3 separate regions of the Mus musculus genome follow, and regions 1 and 3 are each linked to region 2. Evidence: chromatin loops called from intact Hi-C (ENCODE). Cell type or tissue: heart. All regions are shown on one strand.

Evidence for each region. Peaks named below come from ENCODE experiments on the same cell type or tissue, not always from the same donor. Only the 100,000 strongest peaks of a DNase experiment are listed, where the experiment ranks them.
Region 1: a loop joins it to region 2, with 2.6 times the contacts of the local background. A loop is called at or near these places in 2 of 42 quality-filtered maps.
Region 3: a loop joins it to region 2, with 5 times the contacts of the local background. A loop is called at or near these places in 5 of 42 quality-filtered maps.

What each region holds. Positions count from the first base shown.
Region 1 is chr8:8,687,351-8,695,350 of GRCm38, reverse strand. Arglu1 (arginine and glutamate rich 1) reads left to right here and starts at 4,814. Exons shown (of 4, transcript NM_176849.3): 1 at 4,814-5,374. The coding sequence starts at 5,034. Mir7654 (microRNA 7654) reads left to right here and starts at 5,189; the gene lies at 5,189-5,258. In heart, no CTCF peak of the experiment used is centred here; DNase peaks (open chromatin) are centred at 4,800 and 5,380; H3K4me3 peaks cover 3,079 bases; H3K27ac peaks cover 2,005 bases.
Region 2 is chr8:8,816,138-8,824,137 of GRCm38, reverse strand. No RefSeq gene overlaps it. Among named protein-coding and RNA genes, the nearest start is that of Gm39127, 97 kb to the right of the region's middle. In heart, a CTCF peak has its summit at 4,792; DNase peaks (open chromatin) are centred at 4,417 and 4,757.
Region 3 is chr8:8,733,637-8,741,636 of GRCm38, reverse strand. The region is part of intron 2 of Gm39127 (a long non-coding RNA gene); the gene reads right to left. Among named protein-coding and RNA genes, the nearest start is that of Gm39127, 15 kb to the right of the region's middle. In heart, a CTCF peak has its summit at 7,609 (motif pointing right); DNase peaks (open chromatin) are centred at 4,126 and 7,636.

The sequences.
Region 1 (8,000 bases), 130 kb after region 2:
CAAGACCTTATCCTGCTCCTCACAGCACTGTGCTGGTTCCAGCCTGAGACCCATTTGCTTCTGAATTTTCGGTAGAATGTGCTTAGACTGCGGTGGACCTTGAGACGGCTGAAGCCACGGGTGTTGGAGGGTTAGGTAGAGAATGCAGACTACTTTGCTTGAGGCTGAAGCCCGTGATAGGTGGAAAGACTTTGATGGCTGCTGGAGACGAGGCACAGATTAAATTGAGTTAAAAACTCCTGGGTGCCCTGTTGGTGTGGCGCACATTTGCTTGTTTTTTTTTTGTTTGTTTGTTTGTTTTTTCCTTCTGGGACTTTTACGGTTTCTCACTATAAAGACAGAAGAAAAGTCCTCTCATGGTTGCCTCAGCCTGAGAGACACTTGTGAAGGACACAGCCCAGGGGCACAGGCTCATGCCTACAAGGAAACCTGAGTATAGCACACACTTCCACATCACCCCAGTGAGCTTCTGCGAAATAATGGGACTACAGGTAAAGACATGCCAGGGCCAGGAGCTATGGAAGGAGGAGTTTCCAGGAAAACCTAGACCCTGAGAGAGACTAAGACAGAGTCCAGAAGGAAGGCAGGGTGGGAAGGAAATCAAATGGAGATGGGGGAAGGAGCCTGGCTGAAGCGGAGAAACTGAATTCCAACATGGGCCAGCTAGCAAGACGGCTCAGTGGGCAAAAGGTGCTCGTCCCCAGCCCTATAACCTGGGCTCTCCTTCATACAGCCAAAGAAGAATGGCACTCCCACAAGTTCCCTCTGACTGCCTGCCATACATGTACCATGGCAGGCACACGTGTGTGTGTGTGTGTGTGTGTGTGTGTGCATGTGCATACACACGTGTACATGCTAAATAAAATAAAGGGAAAAATTCCAGTAAAGTTATCATTTTCATGAGGCCCCCTTTCCAGCTACAAACCTAGTTTCCTAGGAAACCATGAACAGTAAGACATATTCTAAACCCTTCATTGAGGCTCCCCCTCTATCTTATCAGACTGCAGAATCCTTTAACCCTGATTCTAAGGAGAGGCAGGTGAATCTCTGGGAGTCCAAGATCTGACTGGGCTACAGAGTGAGACTTTGTCTTAGAAAGAAGAGTAAGAATTAAAAAAAAAAAAAACAGAAATATGAGGGTGGTATTCACATCAGAGTCCCTAGAACCACAGCTGGCTGTCAATCACTTCAGTAATATCCCCCTCTCTGACTGAGAATTGAAAGAGGGACAGCCCCCGTATCTGTCCTTCCCTGGGAAATCCCTGTCAGACCTACGCCTGGCACACGGGAAGCACTCATCTAACATGAATCAGTGGGCATATTCTAAACTACAGAACAGCAAAAAGAGATACTCTTGGAGGACCTGACGGTGGGGATGATTTTGCCCATTGAGCAAGAAGAAAAGGCAACACAGGGGACTGCCGATCACTCATCGGCATTCAAAGTTTTGAAATGGGAAAACTCCCTAATCAAGAATTTCTCATCCAGCAAGGTGATTGTCCAAATGCCCTGGAGAAGCAAAGACACCATTAGTAAACCAACACAGGAGAAAGTTACTAAGGAAGCGACTTTACAAGGAATGGTGAAAGCAGGTCTCCAGAGGGAAGGAAAATCTCTATAGAGAGGGTCGGAGAATGTGGAAAAGAACGCTATTCAGCTGTCCTTCCAGTGCCTTCCTGTTGGCAGAGTGGACTTATATCCAAGCCGGGTGCCCCCAAACCACGGGGAAGGTCCAGAAAATGTCCTACCTTTTGCGTTCAGGATATGGCTGCTTGCAAAGACAGCCCCCTTCCTTATGTGCTTCAAATTAGGTTCTCTGAAGCGCTCTTGCTTTCTGTGATGTGGCTACACACAGGCCCTTTATGGTCTTTTCCTTGCCTCCTTCATGAGCTGACTTCTTTTGTCTTCAGGGAGGAATGAGAATGTGTTTGCTAGTCGACCTTTTAGTTAAGTTCGCCTCTCTTCCTGGTGTCTGTGGCCTTGGCCAGCCTCCTACTCAAACCTTCTGGGTGCTATCTCAGCTCTCCTTCTCTGCACCAGAGCTTCCAGAAATACTGTCTTGAGAAGGACCGCCTTTTCCCTAACTCTAAAAACTCCCTAACCTGATCGGTACAGATGAGCTGGCCAGGGCTTCTCTGTGCTGCAGTGGTCCACAAAAGCCTTCTCTTATGATGTTTACATTTACATTTGCTCTAGATTTGGCCTTGACTTTGGACTGGTTACTGGTCCCAGCTCTCAGGGATCAGCCCGTGTTACCACCTTGTCACTGTTCTGTGATCCTGTGCAATTCAAACAAATTTCTGGGAAGGAAGTCCTGTGCCTTTCAACCTGGTACCATCAACAGCTCTTGCTCTGCCATTTGAACAGGATGGTCCCAGATCCTTGCATCTCATACTTGTGTGTGCTTTTTGCACACAGAAGAGCCTTTCCCTTAGTAAAAGATTCTGTTAGTTTCTTCCTGAAGCACAGGAGAGCCTTCTTTTTTGTTTGTTTGTTTGGTTGGTTGGTTTGGTTTTTCGAGACAGGGTTTCTCTGTGTAGCCCTGGCTGTCCTGGAACTCACTTTGTAGACCAAGCTGGCCTTGAACTCAGAAATCTGCCTGCCTCTGCCTCCCAAGTGCTGAGATTAAAGTACCATGGCCGGGCTGAGAGCCTTCTTTTGTTCTGAATACACTTAAAATTAACCTGGGATGGTATTAGATCTCCCAGCCTCCATTTCAGATGAAGAATTAGATATCTGGTCATTTATCTTTAGGGGAAAGGCTGTTTGCATTGTTCAGAAAAGAACAGTTTCAGACTGAAACAAAAGGTAGTTTTTGGAAGTTAGAGTTCTCCAGATTCAATGACCAGAGAGAGCTGTGATGAAAGTGGCTTACTCTGGGTTGAAGGTGTGCAAAATCCTGTCATTTAAAATTCTCTAGAAAGCTGTTTTACATTACTATGGAGGCCAGACAAGATTGTTGTATTTATTTACTGATTCATGATGCTAGCCAAATGTCCCCTCACCCTGTGTTCCAGGTGCTGGGCCTGGCATGGGTTCACTGCTGAAAGGCAGATCAGGGGACTGTGCCTCTCTCAAGGGGAATTTCTCAGCAAGACAGAATATTGCTAAAGTGACTGACAGCCAGCTAAGGTACTGAAAGTCTGATGGTGGTGTTACCCTCAAACTCCTGTCTATCTTGAAACACAGGATGGAATGTCTGCAGATGTCATGAAGATGAGGGTGCTCTGGAGCCTGGAGGGAAACTACACTCAACTCTCATAAGAAGGTGGTACGGGCCAGGGCACTTGCTCAAGACCTTGGTTTATGCCGGGCAGTGGTGGCACATGCCTTTAATCCCAGCACTTGGAAGGCAGAGGCAGGCGGATTTCTGAGTTCGAAGCCAGCCTGATCTACAAAGTGAGTTCCAGGACAGCTACACAGAGAAACCCTGTCTCAGAAAAAAAAAAAAAAAAAAAAAAAGACCTTGGGTTACATCCCCAGCACCACACACACACATAAAAAGAAAGAATGAGGCTACGATGGTGATGGTGTACGCCTTTAATCCCAGCATTTGGGAGGCAGAGGCAGGCAGATCTCTGAATTCCAGATCAAACTGGACTACAAAGCTAGTTCCATGATAGACCACAGAGCTGTCCAGGGCTGCAGAGAGAAACTGTCTCAAAAAAACCTACACATACACACACATACAGAGAGGTAGAGTGGAATCCTTACTGCCTTTGAACCTCCAGAAGAACCCTTCCTCTAAACTTCATGAATTGGACCTAATATGCAATGTTTCAGCATTAAAAGGTGGGCCCTTTGGGAAAGAGAGTAAGCCCTGGGGCTTTGGTTTAAAAAAAAATGCAACTAGTGTGTTTTGTGTGTGTGTGTTTTGTTTGGTTGGGGTTTTTTTGGCCTAGTGTTCTTAAGATGTTTACAAGGGAACCCTTATCTTATGCATTCTTTTCCCCTCCTAAGGTCTCCTGCTGGAAGCTCAGACAGAATCCTTAGCACAAACAGATCCACTACTTAATAGAGTTCTCAGCCTCCAGAACTGTAGGAAACAACTTTCTCTTGGGTATAAAATAATGAGTCATTGGTATTTTGCTATAGCAGCTCAAAAACTAAAAGACTCATTGAGATAGGCCACTACCCATTTTTCTTTTCGATGTCTTTAAAGAGAGCTATTGCTCTCTGGGACTAGGCCTTGAGCTCATTATGTAGTCCAGGCTGGCAAAATCCACAAAACTGTAACCTTTTAAATAAAACTTTATTAAGAGCATTTAACTGGCTCTAACATATACATTCTTAAGAAAACTTGGGACTCCTCTGGGCATTGTTCTAATTTATTGTTTGTTTACAATAAATTATTAACAATTTATTAATTGTTCTGGTTGGTATGTATGCATGCATGTATGTATGTATGTATGTGTGCAACCCCAGCTGGCCTCCAACTTACTAAATAGCCAAGGCTGACCTTGGACAACTGGTCCTTCTGATCCATCTTCTAGGGGCTAAAATTCTGGGCATGTACCACCACATCCAACTCACAATTGATACATTCTCAATGCTGGCTAAGGAAACAACAGGACTTTCCCAATTACTCGGGCCTTATCCTGTCTTTCAGCCAAGGCTCATCATAAATATTCTCCAACTCCTAAGGTTTTCGTGGGTCTTGTTGAGGTGAAAGTTAAAGACCTGAAGGCTGGCCAGCATTCTTCTCTTTAGTTGCCACGCAGCGGCGGAAAGAGCCGAGCGCGCTCGGCCGCATTCGCCGGCCCTCCTAGGCGACGTCGTCAGGGGGCGGGGCTCGTGCCGGCACGCTCGGCGCGGGGCATTGTGGGAAGGGCGGCCGGTGCTGCCACAGCTGCCATCTTAGGGACTCCGGGCCGGGCCTGCTAGGCCTTCGCGGCGGAGGCGGCCGTGTGCGTGGCGGGTGCGCTTGGGGCGAGGCGGAGGGTCCGCGGGCGGGGGGCCGCGCTTCCCAGCGGCGAGGGGGCGGCCTGCGGCGGGCAGCGGGCGACAGGCGGCGGGCGCCGCGCGGCGCGAGGATGGGCCGGTCGCGGAGCCGGAGCTCGTCCCGCTCTAAGCACACCAAGAGCTCCAAGCACAACAAGAAGCGCAGCCGCTCGCGCTCGCGCTCGCGGGACAAGGAGCGGGTGCGGAAGCGCTCCAAGTCCCGGGAGAGCAAACGGAACCGGCGGCGGGAGTCGCGCTCCCGCTCGCGCTCCACCAACGCGGCGGCATCCCGGCGCGAGCGGGAGCGCGCCTCGTCCCCGCCCGACCGCATCGACATCTTCGGGCGCACGGTGAGCAAGCGCAGCAGCCTGGACGAGAAGCAGAAGCGCGAGGAGGAGGAGAAGAAGGCGGAGTTCGAGCGACAGCGAAAAATGTGAGGGGCGCGCGGCTGGAGGCGCGGGGCGCGCTCACGGGGGCCGGGTGGGGCGGGAGCGCCGGCCCGGAAGTCCGAGTTGAGGGCGCGAGGCGGGAGGTTGGCGGGGCTGCGGATCCCCGGGCCCGAGGCGTTGGAGCGCAGGGCACCTGTGCGGGGGTCCGTCCCGGGGCGCGCCCGGCTTGAGAGTGTGGGCCCTTTCTGAACCTCCTTTCATACGGTCGTTCAAAGACAGATGCACAAAGTTGCAGCGGACACCCGGGGTGCCTCTCCGGCCCCTCTCTTTTTTGTCTTGGCCTCAGCCCCTCTAGTGAGCATGCTTGACCCTACTGTTGACCCTGCTGTTTGCCCGCCTAAATGCTTCTAGTTTCAGAGCGCTCTTATCCGAATTTTTCACTTAGGGCAAAACCGGTTCCCATCAGGGGACTGGACTTGAAATTTGGGGGAAGATCACGTGGTTTTGAGTGAGGCGGCTTTCGATGTGAAAGTAGGTGTTGATGACCCAACCAGAGTAAACTTGAACGTTGTGAAGTACTTTTTTAAAAAAGATGTGCCCAGCCCCCCTCCCCCCCCCCGCCCCAGCCACGTGGAGCAATAATACTAAGCATATGTGTTCCCTGTTAAGCCAGCCATCGTTTCCGGAGTAATTAACTGAAGACTTGAATAAGTGGTTATGAAGCAGGAACTAGGTAGTTTGTGTATATGACTTGTGTAGGGGTTTCTATTTTCTGCAAAAAAATAGAAGGCAGATTTTTGTGGTAGGCAGGTTTTCCAGAAGCCCCTAGGAGGGAGGTAAGGGATTGAACACAGCGAAGCACTGTAGTGGAACTGGGGTCTTGGCTTGTACTGTTTCTCAGTACACCTTGGCCACATAGAATCCTGTTAGGATCTGGAACAAGCCTGTAGCTTAGTAGAACATAGACATAGTTGTGTGTGACAGTTGACAGTTCTCCACGTGAAAACAAAGGAGTCATCACATTGCACGTGGACAGCATAGGATGAAATGAAACATCGATAGAGCTGTGTTCAACTATGCCATTAGCATTGAGAAGGGAAAGGGACAGGGCTGGCAGCCAATGCTAATACTAAATTCTCCATATCCACTAGACACTGCTCCAACGTGGTCTAATGTTTTGCAGAGAATACACTGAAAAGACAATGGAGATGGTGCCTTGGGAGTGAGGGAAAGTAGTTTGCTTACAAATATTGGTTGGCTAGTTCATTCAGCTAGTTTACTGAACCTTTAATAAGTGCCAGGGTCAGTTGATAGGAAGATGATCGATTTGCTCCTTCTGACATGCTCTAGCTCAGATGGCTGGTAATACTATAGTAAATTCAGCGGGAGTATCTCATCAGGAATGCAGGGTAGGCGATGGTGAGGCTGTCAGGCCTGTAGGGTGTGTGTGGACCAAAGGAGTAAGCTGTCTTCCTGGTTCCCTGAGAGAACAAAGTGGAAGGAAGAATGGAAAAGGAACTGACTGAAAAAGTATTGAGTATTTGTATTCGTACAGTTGGGTGTGGGATACAGGCAAAGCACTGGAGTTAGCTGTCAGGTTTATAGTGTTATTACTGCAACTGTTCTCTACCTTCCGTTGCTTTAAATGAGACCAGACTGTCAGGCAGTGTAGTTGAGAGGGAAAAGCAGGAGTCTGCCCTTGACACACCTAGGTTCTGTATATAAGAAAGAGCTTAGCTAACTAAGGTGGTGACAGACAGGGCTTTACTCTGTTAATAAAACCTGGGGAATAGATAGAGTGCCATGGGGACTATATAAAGAGAAGAGCAGTTGGTTCCAAGGATTGAAAAAAACATCAGGGAATGTATATTTGCAGTAAAAAAAAATAGTCCAGGGTGGGACATGGTGATGCTAAAAGTCTGTGAGTGCCTGGAATGTTTTCATGGAGTCTGGAGTTAGATGAGTAGACTAGTATAATTCCAAGGCCTTAAAGAAATCATTTGAGTTCGTCTGTGAAATGGAGTCCCATTTTATTGTGAAGATTGGAGATGCTATCAAGTACTTAGTTCTTTTCCTGAGAGTGAGTCAGTCAGTGTTACTGAGTATAACTGACCATGCTTCCAGGCACAGCTTGCTGAATAATTCAATAAGAAATCCAGTAATTATAATCTTAGTTCATTAAAATAATTCAATAACATAATTAAAAGGTGGGCTTTTACATTTTCACATTTTTTAAAAAAGATTTATTTATTTATTATATGTAAGTACACTGTAGCTGTCTTCAGACATCCCAGAAGAGGGCTTCAGATCTCTTTACAAATGGTTGTGAGCCACCATGTGGTTACTGGGATTTGAACTCAGGACCTTTGGAAGAGCACTCAGTGCTCTTAACCTCTGGGCCATCTCTCCAGCCCCCTTATTCACATTTTTGAGGAGCTAATTCACATGGCTCAAAATTGAATCAGATCTTCCTCTTGCCCTTGGATCTCAGCCAAGTATCGTGATCTCCCATCCATGTACTATACCAATATTAACATTTCCTATGTATTCTTTTAAGTTGTGCTAACTGCTGAAAAAAGATAACGAATAACCTGTAGCAAATCATATCATTGGCCTGGTAACTTCCTCCAGCCAGTGACGTCTGAGTTTCAATTCTTAGTGTTACCTGAA
Region 2 (8,000 bases):
GCATAGGTCCCCTTTTCCTCTGCACAAACACACACACAAGTTGAAGATTCATAATTCTTTTTTTTCCTTTATGATTTCTCTTGAATTCCCACCATAAATATTTGTGCAAATGACTGGAATAAGTATTATATAAATGAGAAAACAAGTTGTTCTTCCATAGTTTTTTCAATTTTCCTGCCTAGACTGCACCAGAATTGAGCCCAGCAGAACCAGGAAACCTCCTATGCCAGTATTCTCAGGGTTTCCTTACTTTGGAAGAGTGATAACACAGCATTCACATGAGACCAGCAGGCCTGAGAGGTTTCCGAGAGCCAGAGCCACCCCTGACTTCCTACAAGTTTTCTCATGTAATAAACCCAACAACTCCATGAGTAACATAACGTGTGTCTGCGCTTCTTCACCGATGAGGGAACTGAGACTGAGCCATGGTGAGGCATGCTCGCCAAGGTGCCAGCCAGTGATGGTGGCACTGTACTTGAACCCTGGTCGTCTGGATTGTAGATACTGACTCCGAACACAAAGTCACATTTCCTTTGTCATAATGAGACCGACACACAGATGATCACTGCTTCAAGACCCTCAAGAATACACCTGTTCACAAGACACATTGTCGTCTGCCTGCAAGCACTCATGTCTGGGGAGCCCTATAGTTGTTTGTGAACACAGAATCCTTCTGCAGACAGGACATAGCCATTACCGCTCATCGTGGATCTCTCTGGCACATTTTAGTCTAGTTTGCTTCCCAGTTTATATCCCTCTTGACGAGAAACTATTTCAGTAAGACAAAAAAGAAAAGAGAAAAATGCATTTTAAGTATTTTAAATTAAAAAAAACAAAAAACAAAAAACAAACAAACAAAAAACAACCACTTGCTTTTGAGGCAGGCATGAAGCCATTGGTTGAATTCCTAGCTTCGCTTTCTTGGCATTTTGAAAACGCCTTAGCGAAGGGGAAGGAAACAATAGCCTCACGATGTCCTTTTCCACGGGAAAGGGAAATTAACTTCCAAGGACCTATTCAACTTGCATATTAGAACTATCCCTTTTTGTATAACTCTTCCATGATAGGAAGAATCCATAGTATTCAGTAATCACAAATGAAGAGCAAAGGGTTTGTGGTCAGTCTATCCATGGCTGTGAGAGACGTCCTCCTACCCTCCGTTCCTCAGCAGACTGTTCTAGGCTCTGGATTTGCCTGTAACGGGGCAGACCCCTGACATCACTCACAGACAGGACATGTGAGCTTCTGAATAGAACACATCAGCGAGCAAACCCAACTCTCGGCTCCACGGGATTTTAAGTTCTAGTGAGTGAGGTCGCGCACAAAGCAGCTGAGCAGTGTGAATGTCAGTTCAGGAGGGAACATGTGATACAGAGAGAGACAGGGACGAGGAGGAGGTGCTGGACTGCTGTCCACACAGAGGTGACCTGTGAGCGAGCTGAGTGACATCAGGATGCTTGTGGAGTCCTCAGGAAGGCCCGTGCAGGATGAAGATGCCGTCTGATTTAAAGCTCTGAAGCAGAGTGGAACTGAGAATACATTACTGTTGCTGCCACAAGACCTGAGCTAGGCACTTCTCAAGCTGGAGGAAGGCTGGCCGAAGTCTGAAGGCGGTATATGAGTTGTACGTTTTCCTGGCATGGATAATATAGAGGTCAGAATGCTTCAATACATGGGGCATTCCTCCATCAAGAGGCATGCAGCCTAAGATATTACCCATGCCCAGCATGAGAAATCCTGTCCTACAATCCCCTGTCCACTCTCTCACATTGGTCCATCTCCTCTGGTGACTGTGGCACCCTGTGACTAAGAAGAGAAATTTAGGAATGAAGAAGGAGGAGGAAGAGAGGGAGAGGGAGAAGGAGAGGGAGAGGGAGAGGGAGAGGGAGAGGGAGAGGGAGAGGGAGAGGGAGAGGGAGAGGGAGAGGAAGAAGAGGAAGAGGAAGAGGAAGAAGGAAGGGAGGGGAGGGGGAGGAGGGAAGGGGAGGGGGTGGGGGAGGAAGGAGGAAGAGGAAGAAGAAGGGAAGACAAATAAGCTGTTACTAACAACTATGAGGAGAGTGCTCATCCAGCATTCACCCTAGTGAGTAAGAACACTGCATACAGAAGGAACACACAATAACCTGTTCAGGATGAGTTCGCCACCGCCTCCCTGACACCTTAATGGTCAAATTGAGTTGCAAACACCCCTCACCTACATTGAAGCTCCTCTGTGTCGTATCCCCTAATTCAGACACACAGCACAAGTTCATCTGGTCTTATGTAGCATCACTACCCCCAGTTTGCAAACAGCTGGCAGCAAACCACATGGCAGTAACTAAAGGGGTCCGATAGAAACCCGAAGAGATAAAAATGACAAGGTGAAAGGAAGAAGACGTGGTGTTGGGGCTGGACATGAGGAATGTTGGCCAGCATGAAGAGACACATTCTAGATGCTGGGCACCATCATCAAGATAGCTTTGAGCCATCCTGGCAGGATGATACATAATATAAGAAGGTGCACAGGGCACACTGAAAAGGAATTCAGAAGTCAAAAGTCTTGGTGGTTTGTGTGTGTGTGTGTGTGTGTGTGTGTGTGTGTGTGTGTGTGTGTGTATTTGGAATACCTATCAAGTGAAAGTACCCTGTTCTATTGCAAAATATGTCTAGGATTTTGATGGGGTTCTGTTAATTTAAAAAAAAAACTACAAGCCGTTTGTACTTTGTGAGATTATAAAACTTTCATGCAAACAACTGGGTCTTTTCATGTTCCCGTGTCTCCCTGATAAGCCATTTTATACACTGTCACTATGAGCTTGTTGGCCAACAGCCAGCTACATTTTTCTTTGGGAATAAGGGGCAAGCCGTCACAAGGCTACTCATTCTCACCCTGTCTCAGCAGTTACACATTCAATAGTGTGCTCTTGAGTGTTGCTTGCATTTCTTGCCTCTGCAGTGCCATGTTCTCTTTCTTCAGTTTGAAAAAGGGAGATTTAAGGAGCGAAATACTGCGTGGGGAATCCTCCCCCATCAGGAACCGAAGCTAAGGGGAAGGCTTGCAGGCTTAGAAAACAGTCCTCGGGTCATTGTACCCACTTAACCGGATAAAGTAAAGGGTATTGGCACAGACACATGTCCAAGTAACTAAGACTGATGCGCACACACAGAAATGTCATGAGTTCCTTACATTTGCATGGGAAAACTGGCGATGAAATGTACTTATGCTAATATCCTATATTTATAAGATATAACTCCTACTCAGTATGTTTATAATCACTTGAAGACACTGGAAGTCAGGTGACAGTGATGACAAACCAGGAGACCTGCCAGGGCCGCTGTAGAGGACCTCGAGCCTGCATTATTTCCTGGTGACATAGTGCTATGTGTTTCGGATTGTATCCATCTAGTTTCACAGTTCATTAACAGGACAGCCCATGAAGAGATTGCACTTATTATCTGGGCCACTGCAGCAGACACACACAGATCCTGACACAAATAGAGCACCGTTTAGATACTTTCAGAATCTGTCACCCACCTTAGATGCTGATAAATGTCTCTCCACACTGCTGGGTCAATTTACATTGTCTAGAATTAGGGGGAGCAGAGAGTGCACACATATATGGGGTGGTGTTGGAGGAAGCTGTTGGCTCTGAATGAGAATGCCTGAAGGACAAGCTTGATAAAGAACTCTTTTCAGACCATTGGGGGACCCAGAATAATGAAGTCAAAAAGGCTTGGGATGTTCTACTGCAAGGGAAAGCAATTGATGAGGATCAAGTCCAGGGAGATTTAGGCTAGGTGCAACTGTATTGCTCTGCATGTATGTATGTATGTATGTATGTATGCATGCATGTATGTGTAGCTGTACATATGGGCATATGTGGAGTGTGTGTGCATATATGTGTACTGGCATATACATGAGTATGTGTGTGCATGTGGGAGTGTGTGTGTATGTGTGTATGTGTACATATGAGCATGTATATGTGTGTGTGCTGGTGTATACATGTGCATGTGTGTGCATATGAGCATTTGTGTGTTTGTGGTATGTGTGTGTATATGTATGTGTGTAGATGTACATATGGGCATGTGTGGTGTATGTGTGCATATATGTGTGCTGGTGTATATATGGGTATATGTGTGCATAAAGGCATATGTGTGTATGCAGGGGGTGTTCATGTGTATAGGTATACATATGGGCATGTGTGTGCACATGTGTGTGTGCTGGTATATACATGTGTATGTGTGTGCATGTGAGTGAGTGTGTATGTGTGTGTGTCTGTGTGTTAGTGTTTTTGTTTTGTTGTTTTAGAGAAAGGATGCCTGGGGCATGAACTTACCATGGAAGGCGTGAGTCCTAAGTTAATCATCTGTCTACCTTGGCTCATAAGAGCTACTCTGTGTGGCTGGGGATCCCTGGGAAGGTCAGAGGAAATGGTCTGTTGGGCGTGGCTTCAAAGGGTGGACAGTGAGCAGTTTGACTTTTCCCATCAGTGTCTAAATTTATCTCCATTGTTTCTTTCCTTTCTTTCTTTTTTTTTTTTTTTTCTCTTTTGCACTAAAATGGGACTTGGGCCCAGGGAAGGACAACAATATCTTGACAGAGAACTGTGTGCATGGAAGACAGGGTCATCTACATTGTCTGAACTCCATGTGTGACAGAGATTACACTTGGAGAGAACAAAAGAACTACGCAACAGAAATGTCCCCTGCCAGTAAACAAGCGAAACGTGACTCGCTGTAACAGGCAGCTTCCTGAAGCATAGCAGTTTATGAAAATAATTGTCCCATTCCCACCCCTCCCCTGGCGTTTCTCCCTGAGAAGGAGACTTCAGACAGAAGGGGTTTCCTAAGGCTTGGACTGCTCCTTGGGAGTAGCTTGAAGATGGACCGAAGCTGCATGAGCGGAAATTTAATCAGCATGCTCTTGTTTCACCAAAGGATACTTGGATGGCCACCCTGCGCAGTAGTTACATATGACTAGAAGAAGCCTGACTCAACGCTATGCTGAATGAGTGGAGTCCGGTCCCCTCATTTAAATGGAAGGCAGACTGTGTGGTTCAACAACGTGCTTGATGAAGTTACTGTTGCTTGGTATTTTAAAGGGCCTTTCATCCACTCAGTAAAAGATTCTTCTAGAACAAGCTCTTAACGCAACAGTGGATGTGCCTTCTACTGTAAGATTCTTTCAATGCCTTTGCAAATATGAACACTTTTGACTATAACAGTTCTGCCCTTAATAACAAATATTTACAACAGTTTAAAAAAAAACATGCAGTGTGGATAGTATTCCAAGATGCATACTGAAAGCATTCTTGTCCCAGAAGATGTCCCAGACAACAACAATGATGTATCAAGATCTAGATGGCCACAGCCCCAAGAAACTGGACCAAGTCTCCTTTGGAGAGAACTATTTACTCACGATTAAAGCACTTTGGGACACAGAGGCCCCAGAAATGAAGGTGGTACAGACACACCAACTGAAACTCTTTTTTAAAAAAATATTTATTTATTATTTATACAAGTACACCATAGCTGTCTTCAGACACACCAGAAGAGGGCATCAGATCCTATTGTTGTGAGCTACCATGTAGTTGCTGGGAATTGAACTCTGGAAGAGCAGTCAGTGCTCTTAACCACTGAGCCATCTCTCCAGCCCCAACTCAAACTCTTGATGTCCCAGCGTCCTCATAGCTGCCAGCATGCCCTGCTGTCTGTCCTGTGTTGACTGATGCTATCGTCCCTGAAAGCAAGCTCTATATGACTCAAAAGAGTTGATCAAAAGTAGATAAAGGCAAACAAGACGTCTCGACTCCTGTCTGAAGTGAATTCATAAAAGTTTTACTGTTGTTTTTGCTGCAGTTCAGCTGAAATCACTTACATCGCCATAAGCTTTACTCCTTGAAACCATCCACTGAAGGTGACACGCAGCCTGTTGGAGAATGGGAAGAGAAGGGGGTTGTGTACACAGCAGGTGGTTACCAGGAAGAGAACCCCCATCTGTCCAGGGGTGCTTTCTGCGCTGCTGCTAGGGCTCAGTCTGAACCCTGTAAACGAACCTCCTCTCAGTACCATTAGGTGACCTCTGCAGTAATGACCAAGGCGTATTTTGCATACCTTTTCATGCCTGAGATACTACTCAGCCCTTTGGAAGTTTGGAGATGTACATTGAACTTGCAGATAACACATATTTGGGAAGCAGTCTACAGTGTCATGTTTTTGATTTTTGGGATCTGGAAAAGTGACCATATGAGCGTGGGCTACTAAAGATCAAGTCATGCTGACTTCAAAAACTTGGCTAGGTGTGCCTCAGGACCACTTTGCGTGGGTGTCGAAAGCCAGGGGATAGCATCAGAAGACAACGTTTACTGGGGCCCTGAGATTAGAAATAGGAAATGTCAGTGGAATGCAGAGCTAGGGAAACTGTTCTCCACCATCATGTTCAGAGTCCTGATGGAGCTGACTCTTCCTTCTATGTCAGCTTCATCCCTGAACTGTGAAACACAGACCCAAAAAAGCAGTGAGAAGTCCAAACCGGTAAGCACTTGAGAATGACTATGCATTGCTTTAATCTGATCTTGATAAAGGAATAAAACCAAAGAGAAGAAGAATTTTAATAATCTATTCTTCTCTCATTCTTATAATGTACTAGATACTAGGTTTTGTGCTTTACAGTTACCAATCAAATCAATACTTCTAATGAAGACACCAGGCCAGTGCTCTAAGAAGTGACAATGGATGACAGAGAAAAACGAAATCATCAAGAGAGAGCATTGGCTCACTCAATATACCACAGTTTACAGAGGACAGTGCAGGGCTTAAACTGGCTGGCTTTGTAATCCATAACACAAACTCCCAGGTGCTCAGATTTGATTTTTGTGAAAAGATAGAATATTGGTATCTTAGTGTACTGGCTGGTTGTGTGTGTCAACTTGACATAGCTGGAGTTATCACAGAGAAAGGAACTTCAGTTGAGGAAATGCCTCCATGAGATCCAGCTGTAAGGCATTTTCTCAATTAGTGATCAAAGGGGAAAGGCCCCTTGTGGGTGGGACCATCTCTGGGCTGGTAGTCTTGGGTTCTATAAGAGAGCAGGCTGAGCAAGCCAGGGGAAGCAAGCCAGTAAGTCACATCCCTCCATGGCCTCTGCATCAGCTCCTGCTTTCTGACCTGCTTGAGTTCCAGTCCTGACTTCCTTTGGTGATGAACAGCAGTATGGAAGTGTAAGCTGAATAAACCCTTTCCTCCCCAACTTGGTAATGATGTTTGTGCAGGAATAGAAATCCTGACTAAGACACTTAGTTAGGGTTTCTAACGCCATTGACCCAAAAGCAACTTGGGGAGGAAAGAGTTATTTGGTTTACACTTACATAGCACAGTCCATCATCAAAGGCAGTCAGAGACTGCCTCTGGAACTCTGGAACAGAGCAGAAACCTGGAGGCAGAAACCTGGACACAGGAGCTGTCTCAGAGGCCATGGAAGGATGCTGCTTGCTAGCTTGCTCCTTGTGAGCTGCTCAGCCTGCTTTCCTATGGAACCCAGAACCACCAGTCCAGGAAAGGAACCACCCACAATGAACTGGGCTTCCCCACATCAATTACCATATAAGAAAATGCCCTACAGGCTTGCCTACAAACCTGTCTTATGGGAAGATTTTCTCAATTGACTTTGCCTCCTGTTGGGTGGTACCAGCTTCTGTTAGGTTACCCTAAAACTCTCCAGCACAATTGGGAAATATGTTAAGAAGGAAATAGAAAATGACAAGGCAGTCGGTTAATTTCTGGACAGTCTTGGTCCATGGCCTTCAACTCTGACTGAACACCAAAGTCATCAGGGATCTAAGGCAGGCCAGGCCCATCAGATCCAAACCACAGAAGGGTTTCTCAGTCGCTTGTTTATTCAAAGCACATGATTAGTGCAGTCAAGTTTGAGAGCAACTGAGACAGGTCAAAGGAAATTACTTCCATGTATACACACACACACACACACACACACACACACACCTGTTTTAATTAAGAAAAAC
Region 3 (8,000 bases), 83 kb after region 2:
TAGCAAATGGAGCAGGATGCTCCCTCTGGCTCTGTTGTCTGCCATTGAACTATCCCCTTCCCCTAACTAGGCTACCTTGTCTGGCCTCAATGGGAGATGTGCCTAATCCTGCTGAGACCGGATTTGCCAGGGTGGCCAAGGTGGGTTGTTACCCATGGGGGGGGGGCGTCTTCCCTTCTCAGAGGAGAAGAGGAGGGGGTAATGGGGGAGGGTGGAACTGAGAGGAGAGGAAGAGGGGCTGCAATAAGGATGTAAGTTAAATAAATAAATTAAGGGGAAAATAGTAAAGCTTAAAAAAAAAAAACCCAAAAGGCTCAACAAAGGATTGGCGATTCTGTTTGTCTTGTGAACCACCCTGCTGGGTGTTGGGAATCCACATACATGCTCTCTTGAGGAATGTTCAGGATAACTGAATATGAACAGTGAGATCTATGCAGGGAGAAAACCCTTTAGGGACCAGCTATGTAAGGCAGTTGTGACCTGCTTTAAGACGGCCTTTGTGTTTGAAGATTAACATCTGCCTTTCACTGTACCCTGCACAACACTGAGAGTAAACATAGCAAAAATGAGCCAAGAAGGAGCACTAACCGCTCCCTGCAGAGGGAACATTGACAGCTCCCTGCAAAAGCTTTCACTTTTCCTGAAGAGGGTGGGCCCCAGCAGCCTTGAGGCTAGAGTGTCTCTCCCACTCCGGACTTCTATGCTGCCCGAACGGGACTCACAATGAAATTACAAAACTCACAAAAATAACTGCGGCCATTGATTCTCCCTGGGGTTCGACTGGTTATAGGGTACCCAGATTGCACTTCCTGGGTATGGCTACGCCATTTCCAGAGTAGGCTGACATTTGAGCATGAGGGCTCAGTAATGCAAGGGGCACTAATGCATGTGTATGGGCATCGTCTGATTGTTGGAGGACCTGGAGAGAGCAGAGGCAGAGGAAAGCGAGACAGCCCTTTAGTCAGTCTCCCTTGAACTTCGAGGTGAGGCATCTCATCGAGTGCCCCACTTGGACCTAGGGTCAACACTCTCCCACCTTGTTATCAAGCTTCCAGGTATGACATGGGTCACACAGCTTTCATTGTTCCTCAGGTTGAACTTGGTGGGCAGGGGATGTCTCTGTCTCCATAATCACATGAACCAATCAGTGCTCCATCCTGTCCTCCTTCACATGCTTGAAAACATAGATGGATCTCCTATTGGCTGTCTTTTTCTGGAGACCCATGACTAGGACTGTAACTCACATAGTTGTTTTAAGTGACCATGCATGATCTGTGCAGATCTGTCGTCTCAGTTACTTAGAAGGCTGAGGCAGGGAAATCACATGTTCAAGTCCTGTCTGGTTTGCACAGGAGTTCAAAGGGAGCACAGGCAACTTAAAAAGACTGTCCCAAAATCACAAGGGAAGGGGGATCTGGGGACATGGCTCCGCGGTAGAGCACTTGCCTAAAACATGTGCACTGGGCTCACTCTTGTTACTACAGAGAATAAAATAAGAGAAACTAAAAGGATCTCAGACCCTTGTAAAGTTATTTTAAAAATCCCCCAACATTTTGCTGAGAAGACAAAAAGCTCTGTCCCCTCATTCCTGCCACTTTCTGTTCTACAGCCCCCAGGAAAGGAGGGCAAAATGTTATAAGAAGGTATGGTGGTTTGAATAAGAATGGCCCCCAAAGTCTCATAGATTTGAATGCTTGGTCACCACGGAGGGGCACTATTACGAGGTGTGTCCTTGTGGGAAGAACTGTGACTCTGGGGGACAGGTTTTGGGTTTCAAATGTTCAAAACGGTCTCAGCGTCTCTCTCTTCCTGCTGCCTGTGGATCTGGATGTAGAACCCTTGGTTCTTCTCCAGCGCCATGTCTGCCTTTGTACCACCATGCTTACCACTATAATGATAATGTACTAAACCTATGAACCTATATGCTACCTCAATTAAATGAATTCTTTTATAAGAGTCATGGTGTCTCTTCATAGTAACAGAAGCCCTAAACATCATAGAAGTTAGTACTAGGGACTGGAGTATTGCTGTGATAGGCCTGACCATGCTTTTGTTTGAAGGAATGTGGATTTGGGGTTTGGAAAGCAGTTGAATGCTTTAAGTGGGGTTTAATGGATCATACTCATAGGAGCATGTAAGACAGTGGTACTGGGGGTGATCTGAAGTGTAGGGGGCATGAGTCAAGAGGTAACAGAGGAGAAGAATATTAATATGTGGCCTAGAGACCTTTCTTGTGATATTTTGGTGATATTTATATGGCGGCTTTCTGTCATTGTCCAAAAAATATCTGCCCGAGGATAAATTGAAGACTTACAGATTAACAGCTTTGGCAAAGGAGATTTCCATACAGCCCAGTATTAACTGTGTCGCTTGGTTATTAGTAGGACATGGATGCAGATCTACAATGAAAAGGAGCAATCTGAACAAAGTGTACAGTTTGAGGAGAAAAGAAACACTGGGGGAAAGTCTACAGAAAAGCCTGATGCTAAATGGAACAAAGGGAGTGGTGACCTCAGGGCAAGACCCCACACAGCTAAGCTTCCAACATATATATATACACTACCTTGGTGGTGCACGCCTTTAGCCCCAGCATTATGGAGGCTGGAGTAGGCAGATCTCTGAGTTTGAGGCCAGCCTGGGCCACAGATCAAGTTCTAGGACAGCCAAGCTTAGGTAGTAAAGGAAACGATTGAAAATAGGAAGCTGGTGAAAATGCATTTAAATAAAGTGACCTTTTTCCACATGGTACTGGCTTTAGAGTCAAGGATACAAGAGAGGGGTTATGGAATCTCTGGAAACCAGAGACCAGGTGCGTAGCAGGGATATCCCTTCATGGAAGCCCAGAGAGACCTTCTCCTGAAGCTGTGAAGAAGAAGCCTGCATTGCCGTGGAGACCTCTCAATGTTAGAGACACCAGAGCCCTGGGATATGGACTCAGAATATCTGCCAACAGGGAGTGGAAACAGCCCAGGAGAAAGAAGTGTGGTGCAGTCAATAAAGCTGAAAGAAGTTGGAAACCTGAAGAGCACTTTGACATCAGACATGGAGGTGCAGAGTTTAGAGTTTGCCCGGCTGGTTTTCAGTCTTGCCTTGGTCTAGTATTTCCTCGTATCTTTCTTTCCCTCCCTTTTGGAATTGGCATGTATATCCTGCGCCATTGTATGTTACAAGTATGTGATCTGCTTTTTCATTTTGATTTTACAGATGGTTATAGTTAAGAGACTGCCATGAATCTCAGAAAAGACTTTGAACTTTGGACTTTTGAACAATGTTGAGACTATTATAGACTATGGGGACTTTTGAAGTTGGACTAAATGCATTTCTGCATTATGATATTTCTACAAGCCTTTGAGAGCCAGGGAGTGGAATGTGATTATTTGAATAGGAATGGTCCCCCATAGGCTCAGTGATTTGGATCCTTGGTTATCAGAGAATGGCACAACTGGGAGGTGTGGCTTTGTCCGAGAAAGTGTGTCACTGGTTTCGAGGTTTCACAAATAGTCAAGCCAGCCCCAGTGTGATTCTCTCTTCCTGCTGCCTTCAGGTCCAGATGTAGAACTCTCTGCTCCCTTTTCAATGCCTCATCTGCCTGCACGCCACCATGCTTCCCATCATGATAATGGACTAAACCTCTGAACTTGTAAGTCAGCCCCAATTTGTGCTTTCTTTTTAAGAGAACCAAGCTCCGTTCAGTGGTTAGGTCTAGGGGAGAAGCTCCCACATTCTGTAGCAGACAACACCTCTAAGAAAAGATAGGAGATGTGCGAGGTAAGACAAAGCTAACGAGAGAGAAAGAAGTGGAGAGCCCCAAGCTTCAACAGACAAGAATGGATGAGTATACAGAGCCAGACCATAGGTAAAGATGCAGAAGGTCCTGTGCTGCTGGCTTTCTGTACTTTGCTGGGCTGTGCTCTGACCATACCTTCCCAACTCCCCAGAACCCTGAATGGTCAGGTCAGGCCCACAATCACCATTTCACAGCAAAGGAGACCAAGGGTCAAAGAGACTTGCTTTGTCTCCCCAGCTTCACCCTCCTGCTCTGTCTTACTGCCTTCCTTCTGTGAGCCGAATTGTTGTGGAGTAGGAAAAGCGCTCTCATGAACCACAGGCACACAGCTAAGAACAATGGGTGGAAGCTGAGCTAAGCCAGATCTCAGCCCCACATCAAGAAGAACTCCAGTGCCAAGGCTGTGTCCAGACAGAAGGTACTGCCTTTGGAAACTGAGTTTCCCATGGCCAGAGACATTTGAGCACAGTTGGGCGGGGGGAGTGGGGGGGGAGCTGGAAAGGATAGTGGACTAACAAAAACCCAATGGATCAGATGCCTTTTTGGCTCCTCCCCACACACTCATCATCTTAAAATCATTTTCCAAACTCAGAGGAGAAAGGCTCGTCCTTACCCCCACAACATTTCCTTCCAGCAACCAAACAGGACACTACAGAAAAGAGCTGTCCCAAGAGTGAGCTTAGCCCTTCCCATGAGGGAAGCTGACTCCAGCATCTTGGTACAAGGATGTCTCAGCTAGGAAGTGTCCAGAGCCTCCATACTCCGCAGCATACAACTGGCAGCCTCTTCTGCCTGTACGACCATGCAGTAGGGGGTGGTAACCCAATACCTTACAAAAAACCAGCAGAATGAAATATAAACTACAAACCAGCACAGCTTCCCTGACACGACATTTTGCAGAGAAAGCCGGTGGCGCGAGTGTTTAAGCGCCTCACAACGTCTACATTGTACTGTGGAGTTATTTTTAATGAAGCTGTTATTATGCCACAAAAATGCAATAAAACATCTGAAACCTGAAGTTTCCTATTTTTATCGACTCCTGTAAAAACTTCCAAAAAAGTAAAAAAGATTTGTTTTCAAATGTATACGGGAATAATTGGATAGAGAGTTTCCAAGCCAACTTTCCACTTGCAGTGAAATCTAGAGAGTATTGTTTCATAAGCCACCAAAAATATGAAGGACAGATGAAATATTATGGAATATTAAACTAATCAAATATAACATACCTTAGAAGGAGCCACTGGTTCACTATCCCCTGGTGTAGGTCAGCACAGAGGTCTCTTTTATACAATAATATAGTGTTCACAAATAATCAGGTTTTACCTGAGTAGTGAAGTACTTCTGGATAGAAAAGCTGTCTATGTGAAATTCTGAACATGAACCCAGAGTGTGAAGGGCTGGTTCTCTACTGACCAGTCCAGAAGCATCGCATTGTTCTGAGCGGTTCACAGAGACAATCGACTGGCGCCTTGACTTCTCTCTCCCCAGGACAAATCTCAGCTGACCCTTGCTGTAAGCTCGGGAAACTATCATGCAAAAATGCACAACCGTGAGGGTTGAGCAAATGAACGCCGGTGCACAGAGTTTGTATGCAGTGGCATTTGCCACAGAAACTTCTGCAAGCCGACCAGATCTTACCATGTCCTTAAAGGTGCAGCTGCACAGTAAGGCCTCTCCCGGGTTACGATTTCAGATTCAATTTTCAACTCTCACGTTTCTTCAAAACATCCTTAAACTCGGGGACAGCTGGACTCCAAACCCACTTCTTCACTCTGCAGATGTCTTTTCCAGAACATTCATTTCAGTTGGAGGATCCAGTGCAAGCTTTCCCATAAGCAACTTCCAACACGAAGTTCAGAGTGCCTGCCTGCCTGCCATCTGGCTCTGCCAGCAAGAAGTGTTTTCTGGATCACAGCTGACCATCCCCCAGACTAGACTTACAATCTTTCCAAAGATGCCATCAGTCTCCTCTTTCATTCCAAATGGATGGAATTGTAGATGGACTGCTAACCAGAGGTGACCGGTTTGGAGTCGTACTTTGTCTGCTTAAGCTGATTTTAAATAGCTTGGGAGCTGGAATCACTTAAGAGTATCACTGCCCTTGGAAACCAACCCAGGATTTGGCTTTTGCTGTGTGACAACTGCTTCTTTTTCAAAAATATTCTTGGGAACTCCGTGTAACAGAAGCAGCCTCGGTTTCAGCTGGTTGTTGGAAGCCTGATGTTGACAGGCCGACCTAGAACTGGTTCATTTCCTGTCTCTAGGCAGCAGTTCCAGCCATAGAGGTCTACGCTAACATTCTCCAAATGACCACATTGAGCATGAAAAAAGCAATATATCAGGGAGGTACCCCAAGGCCTGGGCTGTGCGTATTCATGAGAATGAGAAGAGGTTTTAGTCTGGGTGCTTTTTATTATTATTATTATTATTATTATTATTATTATTATCATCCTTGGTCACTGTCAGATTAATGCACAGTATATTGACCAAAAAAAAAAAAATCAAGGCTGTGTAGCCTGAGATCTCTTTAGTGCTCTCTCCCACGGCAGAAATGTTTCAGGTGATGGTTTTGAGACACATCGTAAGCCACACGAGAAGAGATTCTTATAAAAACCTGCCCGTCTTTGCTCTTTATTGTGTAGAAACGGGTGAAACCAGCACCCATGTTGGCAGTAGATAATATTCTCATCTTTACCACACAAACTAGTAGAAACCGAGGACATTCCGATGCCAACTCATTAGCACAGAATTGAGCTTTGAGTTCTGAAAGATACTATGAAACTATGCAACCAAGTCAAGATTCAGGACAGGACCTGAATCGTCTGAGCCATACAACAATGGCAGTCTGTTCATGTTGCTGAGTGCTCGAGTGTGGGTGATCTATCCCTCTGTCCTGGGAGGCCATGGCTTCACCTCGGTACACACTCTCTGTATGTGAACACCTGGATGCATGCCCAATACACTCATGTGCCAGGGTGCACTTGTGCTGGCCTTAGAATGTCACAGTGCAAGATGGGCTAGCTTTTGTGTCTCTGCCTTGGCATTCCCATAAAGCCCACTCCTGTCCATGATGTTGTCAAGATGAGTTAAAATATTCCCATCTGCTACAGGAAATACAGAAGGAATGTGTGTTTTGGTGCCTGACCTCAACTACCACCACTCCTCGGACAGAAATCTTCCAACGGACTCCCAAAATACAATTTCAAAAAGCTGTGTCTGAAAAACAGCGGGACAAGTTCCCTGTTCAAACCCTTGACCACCTCCAAGACCCTTGGTACTCTGCCCCACTATCCTGGCTCTGCCCAGCACTGCTCGCACCTCTCCCCGGTGGCTCAGAGTTAAGCTTATAGAGAAAGAATTTATAAGTAATTGACTGAGGTCATCTGCCTCTCAGCGTGAACATGTGACGTCAGCCCAGGATCACATGAAACTTTGGTTGCAGGAAAAGCTTCCAAGCCCTCTTTGCTTCACAACTGCTCACCCCACTGTTTGCAAGATATAACTACCAATCAGATGTACCAGTTAAATACGCGAGTTTCACTCAAATTGCTACAACCAATGTATTTTATAGCATTCTGCTTCATTTATATCACAATTCCAATACAATGAAATTATCTTATTTCTTTTTCATCAATCAATTTTTGTGAATAATAACAGAACATATCTTGCAGTTTCTGGGCTGACATTCTAGTGGTTAACACAACAGTTTTACATCCTCTGACTTACGAGTCCTTTCCTTCTCTACCTGAAGTCGTATCTTTTCAGTTGTATTTGAACTGCAGCTTTTGTGACCCCGGTGTCAGTGCATGGTTTGCCTTGTTCACCACTAGGGGGAGCTTAGCCTAATATCAGTGATCCAAGGTGCAAGATGGGGAGAGAGGGAGGGTAGAAGCCTGTGAGGACAGCAGGTGAGCTTTGCTGGACATCGGGGCTCTTTAAAGGGTTCAAGATAACAATGACATGGTTGTCTGATAAAGAAATCACACCCTGGTGAAAGCCTGCCATAGTGAGAAGCTTCCTTCTTCTGAGATGAGCAAGAGGAATGTTCCACTCCTGCATTGCCTCTTAGGAGTGAAGGGGTTTGTGTGTGTGTGTGTGTGTGTGTGTGTGTTCACGCACACCTGCCTGCCTGCCTATCTATCTATCTATCTATTTATCTATCTATCTGTTCGTCTGTCTGTACGTACCTATGTAGGTAGGTAGCTGGGTATGT